2 separate regions of the Homo sapiens genome follow, and region 2 is linked to region 1. A link is a loop called in an ENCODE intact Hi-C map of the cell type or tissue named here. Cell type or tissue: heart left ventricle. All regions are shown on one strand. Each heading gives the region's core, and the rest is flanking DNA. Links, peaks and the distances in the headings are about the cores only.

What was found. A loop is a pair of places that touch in the nucleus more often than their neighbours do. Peaks named below come from ENCODE experiments on the same cell type or tissue, not always from the same donor. Only the 100,000 strongest peaks of a DNase experiment are listed, where the experiment ranks them.
Region 2: it touches region 1 in a loop (17-fold over the local background); 32 of 110 quality-filtered maps call a loop at or near these places.

What each region holds. Positions count from the first base shown.
Region 1 is chr5:158,692,779-158,698,715 of GRCh38, reverse strand. EBF1 (EBF transcription factor 1) reads left to right here. Exons shown (of 16, transcript NM_024007.5): 16 at 1-2,796. Among named protein-coding and RNA genes, the nearest start is that of LINC02227, 290 kb to the right of the region's middle. RefSeq lists an enhancer at 291-945. In heart left ventricle, for the core only: a CTCF peak has its summit at 3,013 (motif pointing left); a DNase peak (open chromatin) is centred at 3,025; H3K27ac peaks cover 1,056 bases.
Region 2 is chr5:159,130,280-159,136,216 of GRCh38, reverse strand. No RefSeq gene overlaps it. Among named protein-coding and RNA genes, the nearest start is that of LINC02202, 33 kb to the right of the region's middle. In heart left ventricle, for the core only: a CTCF peak has its summit at 2,875 (motif pointing right); no DNase peak of the experiment used is centred there; H3K4me3 peaks cover 312 bases.

The DNA of each region.
Region 1 (5,937 bases), core at 1,876-4,375:
TAAAGGAAGAATGAAGTGGTGATATTTACAAAAAAGTAAAAAAAAAAAAAAAGAAAAAAAGGAAAAAAAAAAAAGCTTGTATGGGACAGAATAGGAATGCCAGTTAGATTTTTTAGAAAAACTAAGGGTCGGCTTTTGCGCCTTAAAGCATATCAAATGGTAGTTAGCTCAGACAGTGCATTTTCAATATCTAACTTAACATGCCACCCCTTAGCAGTGCAAGCTTATTTATCTCTTTTGTATTGTTGTCTTAAGCAACTGTGTAAATAAATGCAGCCTGGAAAGTTAAAACGCGATGTAAGTGATCACATTTTTCCCTCTACTCGAAAATCCAGTGCCTCTAGACAGATTGTTAAAACTGCATATTTAAATCTGATCTCATTCTCTCCTTTTACTTAAGTCAGTTTCTTCTGAAGCCGATGGCCTCTCGAGAGCTTGGTGGCACACATACTGTGTGAGAATCTCCTTTGAGACTTCATGGAACAGGGTCCAGGCACAGAATTCCACACTCTGCCCTCCAGTTAACAAGCCAAAACCTCACGTACGCTCCCCCATTTGCAAGTTTAAAGTTTACTCGTCCTAAATGCAGACTTCATACCTATCTTCCAAAAGTTGATAAAAGCAACGTGGCAGGTATTTTCGATTTTCCCATTCCAGATACTGCCTCTATCAGTCGACCCTTACCATTTGTAACATAATAGATTGAAACAACAGGTTAAGTGCTTTGGAATTAAGAGTTAAAGGGAACCGGGGGTGGAGAAAGGAAAAGAAGGTTGAGACCTCCAAAACATAGTTTTCTGTTCTATGGGAATTTTTGCTCTCATTATCTGGGAAGTGTTCTTAAAAATAAGAATTAATAGCAAAGATGCAGCAAAGCTCTGAGGATGCATTTGCCTGATATTTTTTTCTTTGCTCTTGTGTTTTTGTATGTAGTTATAAATACTGTAGATTTTTTTTTTGTGATTTTTTGCCAAAGTTGTTGTTCTATTTATACATTTTAATGTCTTAAGACATTTTTTCAATATCACAAAAAGATTTTACTGCGTATTTTGCAAAGAAAAAAAGCTCACTACCTTTAGCTTGCACATACTTGCAAAGTTAATTAAAAGGCTTTTTGTTTTAAAGGGGATTTTGTAAAATATCCATATAAATAATGTATTTATCTTTCGAATTTGTACATTGCTTTTCCCTTCTTCCTCTTCCTTCCACCCCCAATTTATTTTATTGTGTATGTTTGCTACGTGAAAAGTGCGTATTTGTTTGGTCACCTACACTTGTATTAGCTGTTTCAATGTGATTTTTAAACATTTCATTTATAGTTATTTTTAGTATTGTTATAAACCATGCTTCAGTTTTTTTAATTTCCACCCAAAAGTCATTGTCTATTTTTGTATTATTTGTAAGTTAAGAAGTTTTTTCCAATATATGGCAAAAAAAAAAAAATAGTAGCATATTATTCTTGTAGTATTTAGTTCAGTAGATTTAAAAAAAAATGTATCCTTTGCTTTGGAAGCTTACAAAACAACCCTAATGCTGTTTTACTCTATTAATATGCATGGAATCTCTCCCTTTGGAGTGACGCATTTTGTGCATTAAATTCTAGGGAGAAACTTCATAGAAATCAATGAACATACTTTCTTTCTTAAGTCTGCTTGTATATTTCCTCTGTCTTTCACATAAATATAAACCAGCAGATTGGATGCCTTAACAATGCAAATCATATTCATTTCACTTGTACATTGTAACTGTGCACCAGAACTGTCAGTCATCACTAACATTCTAAGAAAAAAGAAAAAGAAAAAAAGAAAAAAAAAAAAACAAAGAAATCGAAAAGCACAAAAGAACTGTTTTGTTACCTTAAGACAATGTAACTTTTTCTAGTAGAGCAAGAAATCATTTACAACAATGCTGCAACTGTGCATGCCCCCATATGGATTTTGCAATGGTTTTCACTAGGCTGTCAAGAGTGCGATTTTTATGGGTTGGGGTGGGTGGGGGAGGGGAGTTGTGGGAGGGTAGGGGAGGGAGGAAAGCTGTTTTTCATGGTGAGAAATAATAATGATGACTAATAATAATAAAAAAAACTGGAAAATGTAAGCAAGGTGGACGCATTGCTTCTCGGTACTCAGAAAGGTTATCTGAATTTGCGTGGTAAGCGCTGGCCTGAAGATGTACACAAGTTAAAGCCATATTTTATCTGGTGAGCCCCTTAACTGTTTCTGAAGGAATGAACGGTCAGCCGGGAAGGTGTCCGGCTTAGACCTTGACAACAGACACTACCCATCTGTCAGCCATGTGCAGTGGTTAGAACTCTTCTTGAAAGTCCAAAGAGCCTTTAAAATGTGTATAATTTGTGTTTTGTTGCTTCTATTTCTATTGATTAGATGAAAAGACATTCTGGCCCTCTGATCCTCTTTCTTCTCCACAAAAGTTTTACAAATAAAAGATGTTCCCCTAAATACAGAATATGGCTTTAAGAAGAAAATGAAATGAAGAATTAAATTAAGATTTCAGTGTTGGGGGAAAAAATACAGCTTCTGGATGACTGGATTGCATAACATTGCCCTGGCCTCACATTGTACTAGGATGCAGCTTAAATGAAGTCATCTCTAAATCTACTAACCTTTCACCTTCTTATCAAAACTTTTTGAATAGACACACACTGTACAGTTCAATTGTTAGAGAACCTAACTACTGTAGAGATTGTTAAATTTTTTTTTTTTTTTTGCAAAAATTCAAGCTGTAAAAACTTTTCAACTTTCACAATATTTAATTAAAGTTACTTCCTGTCTGTGATGGCAGCTCCTAGTTGTGTATTCATTTCTCTATTTCAGATGAGCCAAAGTCCAACATAATGTAAAAGGTCTGTGTTTGCAATGACTCAGATCAGTCTTGATACCCAGTGAAAAGGAATTAGGGTAGTGCTGGGACACCCTCTTTCTTATGTAGGTCCTTGGGGATTTGCTAATCTGGGATGCAAATTGAACACGCGCAGCGTACTGCTGCCCTCTGCCGGCGGTAGCTGGATGTGCACATGCCCACACCGGTCCATATAGGAGCCAAGAGCCCCCAGCAACTTCAACAGCCAAGCCCTGAGATCCTCCTGCGTGATTGAACTGTGAATCCAGGAAGTGGCCATTCTAGAACCCCTATCCTTCGTGCTACAAATCTGAACCAAGCTTTTCACACACAGCTGCTAATTAATCCCAGCGAGCCTTCTGGTCAACTAATTATGTGCCCTGGCTCATTGATGAGGAGGCATGTGTGAACTGAGCCTTCTGTTATCAATATTTTTTAACCCCACATGAATAAGATACTTTTCCTGTTGGACAGGAGTGAAACATTCCACAAATACTAGATAGGTACCTACTCATGTAAAATTGTTTCACTTTAAATTCCATCATGATCATGAGTCTTTCTAAATGCACACTCAATGATTTTCCTACTTTTACAGTTATTGAACATGATGAGGTTAATGATACTTGTAAAATGCCTCAAAAACTCAGCAGATAGGCTGTAGGCCAACGGAAACTTGATGGCCAGAGGTGATAGGATGGCTGCAACACAGTCACATGTGGTGGGCACTGTTTCGGCTTTGGAATATAGCCCGATTTGAGTAATGAAAGAGAGTGATATATAAGTTAGAGAAGCTGCCATCCTTTTAAAGAAACTTGCTGAAAAGTGTGGCCATTCAATATATGTTTCTTTTGAATTCTGTGTTTGATATAGTTTCCTGTATTAGATGCAGAAGATAAAGATTGAACAAGAGGCCCCTTTTCTCAGGATGCACACCATCTCAGAAAAGACACACTTATATTCAAATTATGCTAGAATGGTCGGCCAGGCTGAGACAGGTGTGCCACAATGCTCCACAGAGCACAGCTGACGTCCACACCTCTGACACGCTGGCCCCTACAGTCTTTAAGGGCTACCTCTTGAAAGTGCTCATTCACTCGATCGTTCATTTATTCATTCATGCTTGTAAACTTTGCGCGTTTCCTATGCCTCTGGTGCTAGGCAAGACATGGTGATACATCGGTGGGCCATGGTGACATTATACCCACTTGGAGCTCATACTTGAGTGGGGCAAATGAACGTTAAGCAGCCACTCAAGTGCCTGTAACAAACGAATCATGGTAATGAAGAAAATGTCTACAATGCTCTGAAAGTACATTGCAGCAGGATCTGATTTAACCTGAAGTGCTGGGAAAGGCTCCAGAGAAAGTAACATTTGAGCTGAGGTATAAAAGCTCAGCAGGAGCTAACCAGGTGGGCCTGGCCCCTTAGGCAGAGGAAATGAGGGAGGTGTAAGAACACTGAGCTTTGGAGCACATAAGGTACATTTAGGAACAGAAAAACTATGTGAGTGGAGTGTGCAGATGTGCACAATGAGACTGTGGGGCTTGGGAGTTCAATTCAGAACATGTCCTGAGCACCTACCACGTGCCTGGTACTGTGCTAGCTGCCAGGTACACTAAGCAAATGGGCCATAGTTCCTGCCTGTAGGGCCTATGGCAAGGCTCATAAACTCACAGCCCCATATTTGTTCATAGGGGCTATGCTGGTTAAAAAATCGGGGTGGGCCAGGCACGGTGGCTCACGCCTGTAATCCCAGCACTTAGGGAGGCCGAGGAGGGTGGATCACGAGGTCAGGAGATTGAGACCATCTTGGCTAACATGGTGAAACCTTGTCTCTACTAAAAATACCAAAAAAAATTAGCTGGGCGTGGTGGTGGGCGCCTGTAGTCCCAGCTACTGGGGAGGCTGAGGCAGGAGAATGGCGTGAACCGGCAGGTGGAGCTTGCAGTGAGCCGAGATTGTGCCACTGCATTCCAGCCTGGGTGACAGAGCGAGACTCCATCTCAAGAAAAACAAAAAATGAGGGGGTAAACTAGGGATAAAAACAACCAGACAGGGAGTGGGAGGGCTGGGGCCACTGGCAAGTGCATGCTCTGTCCAAAGTGAGAATCCCACTTGCTCCAGGCAATTGCTCCCATGTGAGAATGTGGACCCAGTGTTGCCCATCTTTCATTTCTCAAGAATGCCAGATATGTTACTAGATTATTTAAAAATCTGGCATAAAATTTTCATTTTTAAAATGTCAGCAACTTATCTAAAAACAGTGTTTTAAAAACACTTTCTTGGCCAAACTAAGTCCAGAATCCCCTAGAGTGTCAGTTTGAGACTTCTGACCAAAAGATAAGTTACGAACGGTGATGTTCACACAGCCTGATTTGAAAGTCATAATGACATGTTCTCTCCATGGAGATCAAGGAAGACTGCAAAGAAGAGGATACTCCAGTGGTGTTCTATAGGATAAGAGTTCTCCAAACATATAAGGGAAAGTAGGTAATGGAAGGCACTGGTCAATGCCCTGGCAGCTGACTTTATGAGAAAAAACATTATTACCATAAATCCAAATAGGAATATGGAAAATTGGAATCATGTGCTTGTGAAAAAAAAATCCTCTGTCTTCTGCAGTAGCTGTATTCAATGCAGAAGTATAGGTCAGCTTTTAAAAACAACAACAACAACAACAATTCTGTTTGCCTTGCAGAAAGACCCTTATGAATGAATCCATTTTTAAGTACACTTTCAGTGAAGTGGACCCTTTCCAACACACCATGCTCAAAGCCACACCTGCCCTAGCATGCTCCAAAATCATCATATCATCAAGAATTTTGCTCCTGAGATTATCTTCTCCCTCTCCAGCACCATCACATTCTCTTTCCTCAATTTACATTCAGACCAGCTTACAAATGTGATCTCATTGAGGAAAAAAAAGATTTGACCTCACTTTGCTTGTAAGCTAGCCACAGTCCTCCTGCTCCTGATAGTAGCGAATCTCAAAAGAGTTGTCTATGTCTGCTATCTTCTCTTCTTCATTTATACTTTCTCATTATTCATATTACAATATATGTTTATTGTAATTTTGAA
Region 2 (5,937 bases), core at 1,512-4,011, 440 kb before region 1:
AAATTCCCCCCCCCCCCAGATCCAGTGACTCACTCTCTCAACTGCATCCTGGCCAGCACTCCAGTTTCCTTAGCGGGTGGAAGAGGCTAAGGAAAGAGGGCAGAGAGGGGGAATCATGAGAGAGGAGGCTAGACACATACTCACAACCATGAGGTCGTGGGTAGGGCTGGTGCACCACCTTAAGAAGCGACTCCAGATCCAGTGACTCACTCTCACCACTGCATCCTCGCCAGCACTCCAGTTTCTTTTCCTTTTAAGATGAGGATAATTATATTTCAGAGGAGCTTTTGTTTATTTGTTCATCGCCAGCTTCCTCTAGTCCAAACATAGATGGTTGGTTGGTTGGGTTCAATGCCAGGACCCAACCTGGATAGCCAGTTTTCTGTATGTGATGACATTAAATGTGTGAATTTTTATAAAATTGTGTGTACCTTTGAGGAATTTTTCAGGCATCTAGGGAATTTGAACTAGTAATTTATAATAGATTTCCTTGACTAGCAAGGTAATTCCCTAATGAAAAGAGCGGCACTTTATCTCAAACTGTATGCAGCAGTGGAAAGAAACTTAACAGGACTTTGACATTCTCAAGCTTCTAGGTGCAAGTTTACTTGTTTATTTTGCTCTTTTTTTTTTTTTTTTTAAAAAAAAAGACAATTTAAAATTCTTTAAAATCTTATTTTACCTTTTTTTGTAACTTTTATTTTGATTTAATTTCAAATTTACAGAAGTTGCTAGAACTTTTATGTACCCTTCACCCAGATTCACCAGTTGTTAACATTTTGCAACATTTGATTATCCTATTACAATAGGATGTATTTGATTGTATTTCTTCACAATACACACACACACTCTCACACTATTATTTTTGAACCACTTGAGCATAAGCCGCAGATGTAATGCCCTTTTAACCCTAAATATTTCAGTGTGTATTTCCTAAGGCAAGACATTTTCTTACATAACTACAGTAAAATGATCAAAACCAAACAATGTAACACAGGTACAGTATTATTATTTAATCTGCAGTATCTACTTCACAGAATTATTTAGCTTTCACCCATCATCGCAATAATGTCCTTCAGTTTGCAGCGCCTCCCCTGAGGTCCCTTGCAGAATTGACCCCGGGATTATGCATTGTTTTCAGTTGTCATGTCTCTTTGGTCTCCTTAATCCGAAACAATTCTTCACGCCATTTTGACTTTCAAAACGTTTATATTTTTATTTATTTATTTTATTATACTTTAAGTTCTGGGATACATATGCAGAACGTGCAGATTTGTTACATAGGTATACATGTGCCATGGTGGTTTGCTGCACCCATCAACCCATCATCTACATTAGGTATTTCTCCTAATGTTTTCCCTCCCCTAGCCCCCAACCCCCAACAGGCCCCAGTGTGTGATGTTCTACATTTATATTTTTAAAAAGAAATACATAACAATACCAATAGATTATAGATTTAGACATAATCTATACATGCATATGTACTCTATAATATATCTAAAGATATATAATATCTACTATATAACCTATTCATGATAGACTCATGAATTCTAGATCCATAGATTGTAGATTGTGTAAGCATTCATGAGTTTATTCTAATAAATAAATGCAAACATGCATAAGCGAATCGGGAAAGCCCCTCTTTGAGTAAAATGTTAACTAATAAAATGGAGAAAGGAATGACAGAATTAGAAAATTATCATTTTGCAACTATTATAATAATAATTGATTTAGGCAAGAATTATCCATGGATACTAAAACTAGTGGATGAAAGTTTGAAAAGGAAAATGATGCTTATATAGCCTCAAAATATTGTCCCTCAAATCATTAAGAAAGGAAGAACAGTAACTCTACAGGAGATAAACCTGGGAGATAACACGGTAACCAAGTGACTGAAGTTAGCATCGCCAATGATAGAACAAGCCTTCATCATGTACCTCTTGACATAATGCACTAAGGAAGATACTCCTTCACCTCTGAGATATTCTTGTTAAGAATAATCTAATCATGAGGAAATAGACAAACCCACACTACGAGATATTCTACAAAACAATGTTTCCTTTTTAATGACAAGCCTGCTTAAGTCAAGGGTTGCATCAAGAGTTGCATTTTCACAAAGTAAACCATGAGATATTATCTTACAACAGTCAGACAGAATAGCAATTATTAAAAAGTCTAAAAACAATAGATGTTGGCAAGGATGTGAAGTAAAGAGAATGCTTATACACTGTTGGTGGGAATGCATATTAATACAACCTTTATGGAAAACAGTATGATTTCTCAAAGAACTAAAAATAGGACTACCATTTGATCCAGCAATCCTGCTACTGGGTATAAACCCAAAGGGAAAGAAACAATTATATAAAAAAAGATATTTGCACTAATATGCTTATCAGAGCACTATGCACAATAGCAAAGACATGGAGTTAACCTGACTGTCTCCATCAATGGAGGATTGGATAAAGGAAATGAAGTAAAGATATACCACGGAATACTACTTAGCCATAAAAAAGAATAAAATCATGTCTTTTGCAGCAACATGGATGAAACTGGAGGCCATTATCCTCAGTGAAATAATTCAGAAACAGAAAGTCAAATACCCCATGTTCTCCCTTATAATTGGGAACTGATCAATGGATACACAGGAACATACAGAGTGGAATAGACATTGGACACTACAAAAGGTGAAAGGGTGGGAGGGTCGTGAGGGTTGAAGAACTACCTGTTGTGTACAATGTTCGCTATCTGGGTGATGGGCACCCAGTAGTGAAGCCTAGACTTCACTACTAAGCATGTAAGAAACCTGCGCTTGTACCCTCTAAATATGTAAAAATATTTTTAAAGTTGCATTTTCAAGGAATACCACTAGATGTCACTGTGGTTTTGCAGGTTGCACAAATTTTATCAGTAAAGACATAAATTCCTTGGTGGCCTGCCTCTTGACTTTGACTCATTTCTAGACTGGGCACATTTAGCCAATTTCAACACATATAGCCTTTGTGAAGCCTACAAATTAAATAATGGTAAAAGCAACGAGGAAGGAGGCAGCCGGCTTAAAGCTTGTTTCTGCGATTACAAGCCGTGGGAGCCGGGCAGTTACTGCTCCGTCTCTGGACTTGGTTTCCACATGTGGAGGAGACTTGGATTGCCTGCTCTTAGTCTCTTCAAGCTCTCGTAGTCTATGACTTTAAACTGATGTTTTTTCAACTAAAATTATTTCAGTGCCCCTTACAAGATTTTTGTCCAACGACATTGAACCCACTACTGATTTTTCTGTTTTGTTTTGTTTTTAAACTCAGAGCTTTTATTTATATAGTACTTGTTTTTAAGTTGACTCAGCTTTTTAAAATGTAAATAAAGAAAAAAATGTCATAGGCCCATCACAAGTGGAAACCAGTTCACTTGCCATAAATAAAGGTAACCACAAAAATAAATGTAATAAAAACAACGTAATATAATTAAATTCAAGCGATTGTTTGCCAAAGGCTCAGAGCATGAGTCTACTCTTTTTTCCTCCTTTTTTTAAAAGGGAGATTTGGCAGTGTTGAAGAGGAGTTGAAGACAGACCAGCCCCGAGACTTTCCTTTCAATGTCAGCAGAAGAATTGAGACTGAGAAGACCTTTCTCTCTGTGCAGTTTACAAAACCAACCACAATACTTCATGTACCGTCCAAAACCAGTCTCATGCTTTTATAAGCTGTTCTAAGCTATAAGATTCTTTTTTTTTTCTTATTCTTGATTCTTCAATATTTCTAAAGGGCATGATTAGAAATCATACATTATTAAATGTTTTCTTCAACATATATTTAAGCTTTCATTTTATTTTGGTATCCATTTCAGTTTTGTATTGGTTTAACTTCCCTTTAATGTTTATTTAAATTTGCCTTTACATTCAGTCTTCTTCCACTTAAAACACTCACTCTCTTTTTAACAGAGGAGGTGATATATACCCCTCTGCTGTCAATGTCGAAGCAATTACGTGCCACCAAATGGCTTGTGATGTGCCATCTCCTCCTGATAAAGGCTCATGATAGATAGGATGTGGCAGAGGTCAGGAATTCTGCTGAGTACAACCTGAGGGTATCCTTCAAATTGCTTGAGCTTTCTCCAAATCCCCTAGGACACAATCAGAAAACGAGTCCCCTTTAATTTTGGTGCAGAGCTTTTTTCTTCCTTCTTCACAGAGATTCAGAGTGAAGATGCGTTAGGCTGAGCCATCTAATTGCATTCTTTACTCCCTAACATTAGTTTAGCCCTTTCCTGCTTTGTATCATCTATTATAATTACTAATTTGCTGGCCACAATTAGCATAGGGGGTTTTATAGAAGCAGAAACAATTTCTTAGCTGCCCAATGTTACTAAATAATTTAAAAAGGGGAAGACAACGAATTTCCATCAAATGTGCTTTGTTTTCTTAATGCATGTGTTGCCATTAAGGAAAACCATTATAAGGTAAAGAAATCAGGAAATTCATAAAGATCAATACACCAATTATTTCCTGCATTATAAAAGTTACCTCTTCATAATTTTCTTTTCCTGGTGAGGTAGATTTAATTTGCTATTAGAAACTCAAAAGCTGAGAGGTCAGTTTCACTGTTCAAAACAGACTGCTCTTTGTCTAGCAGGAAACAATGTTTTCCCAAAAAAAAGTCCAGAGAGATCACATCCCCCAAAAAAATCATCATTGAAAAGGTTGATTATGAATCAATAGAAACTTTTTTTTCTATAACAAATTATGTTGAACTATACTGTACCCCCCAGGCCCCACCCCCAAATCAGAGTAAGAATCTCTTGGGGGTTTTTTGTTTGTTTTTTGTTAGTTTTCATCACTGTAACTATGCTGAAATTCAAAGCAGGGTGGGCAGATATTACACAACTTCATGAAATATACTAAATATACCAGTGGAAATCAAATGTGAGGCATGGTTAGTTTCTGCTGGCAGACTTACTTGAGATTTTCTGAAGAATTCTTCAGGTTTCCTCCAGCCCCATTTGTTCCTGATGCTGATCAGTGTTGATGATTCCATTATCTTCTTTATGTTACAGATTCCTCCCTCCCCCAATGTTCACTCTATTGTTTTATTATGTGTTGACATCAGCCTGCGGACGATGGTGTTCTGGCAGAGTCCCCTTCCGTGGCTTTCTGAATACCACTGGTAAGTGTACTTTGAGCCTCTTTCTGGAACTATATCCCCAGGGCTGCAAATTATACTTGATTTCATTGTTTGCAAGTGTGTAGAGCCAACATGTCTGTTTAAGATACTGAGCCAAGTATTGTCTTTCCAGTACATCTATAACTATTGATTCCTATGAGAGAGGCCTAATTATATTTGTGCTTATCTTAAAACCACAGCAATGAAAGAGGCTTTAAAAATTCCTTCATCTCATCTAGGGCCTGGGTCCGTCCCCATCCCCTATCAGCCTTCTGTGGTACAAGTAATAGAAACCAACTCTGGGCAAGTTAAACCAAAAAGGGTATTTGTGTTATTGAAAGGGGGTCTCCAGAAATAAAAAGGCAGCTGAAGAACCAGGCTAGGACGACTCAGGAACCATGAAGATTCTGGGGATCTAGGTGACAGGCACTGACCAGTGGTGTCACCCAGTGGTGACTCCAAGGAGATATTTGAGGATATTTGGAGGAACTTTAAACCCCTCCATCCTACCCTAATTCTTTGTGTGAGAAGTTGAGCTTTCTTACCTTTATGCAAAATGCTATACGAAGATAGGTTAAAGTGGTCCCCCAAATCCTGCCCTCAACAGACTGCCAGCCCCATCCCTTCTACATAGAAATTATAAGGCTGCCATTGAAACAACCACGGGGGGTGGTCAGCTTTGCATAGTCTTCCCAACCCCATACTTAACCACTGCAGAGAAGAGAGTCTTGGGGAAGAAAGTCCATCTGGACAATCTTAGGTGTGTGACCACCCTTCGGCCAGT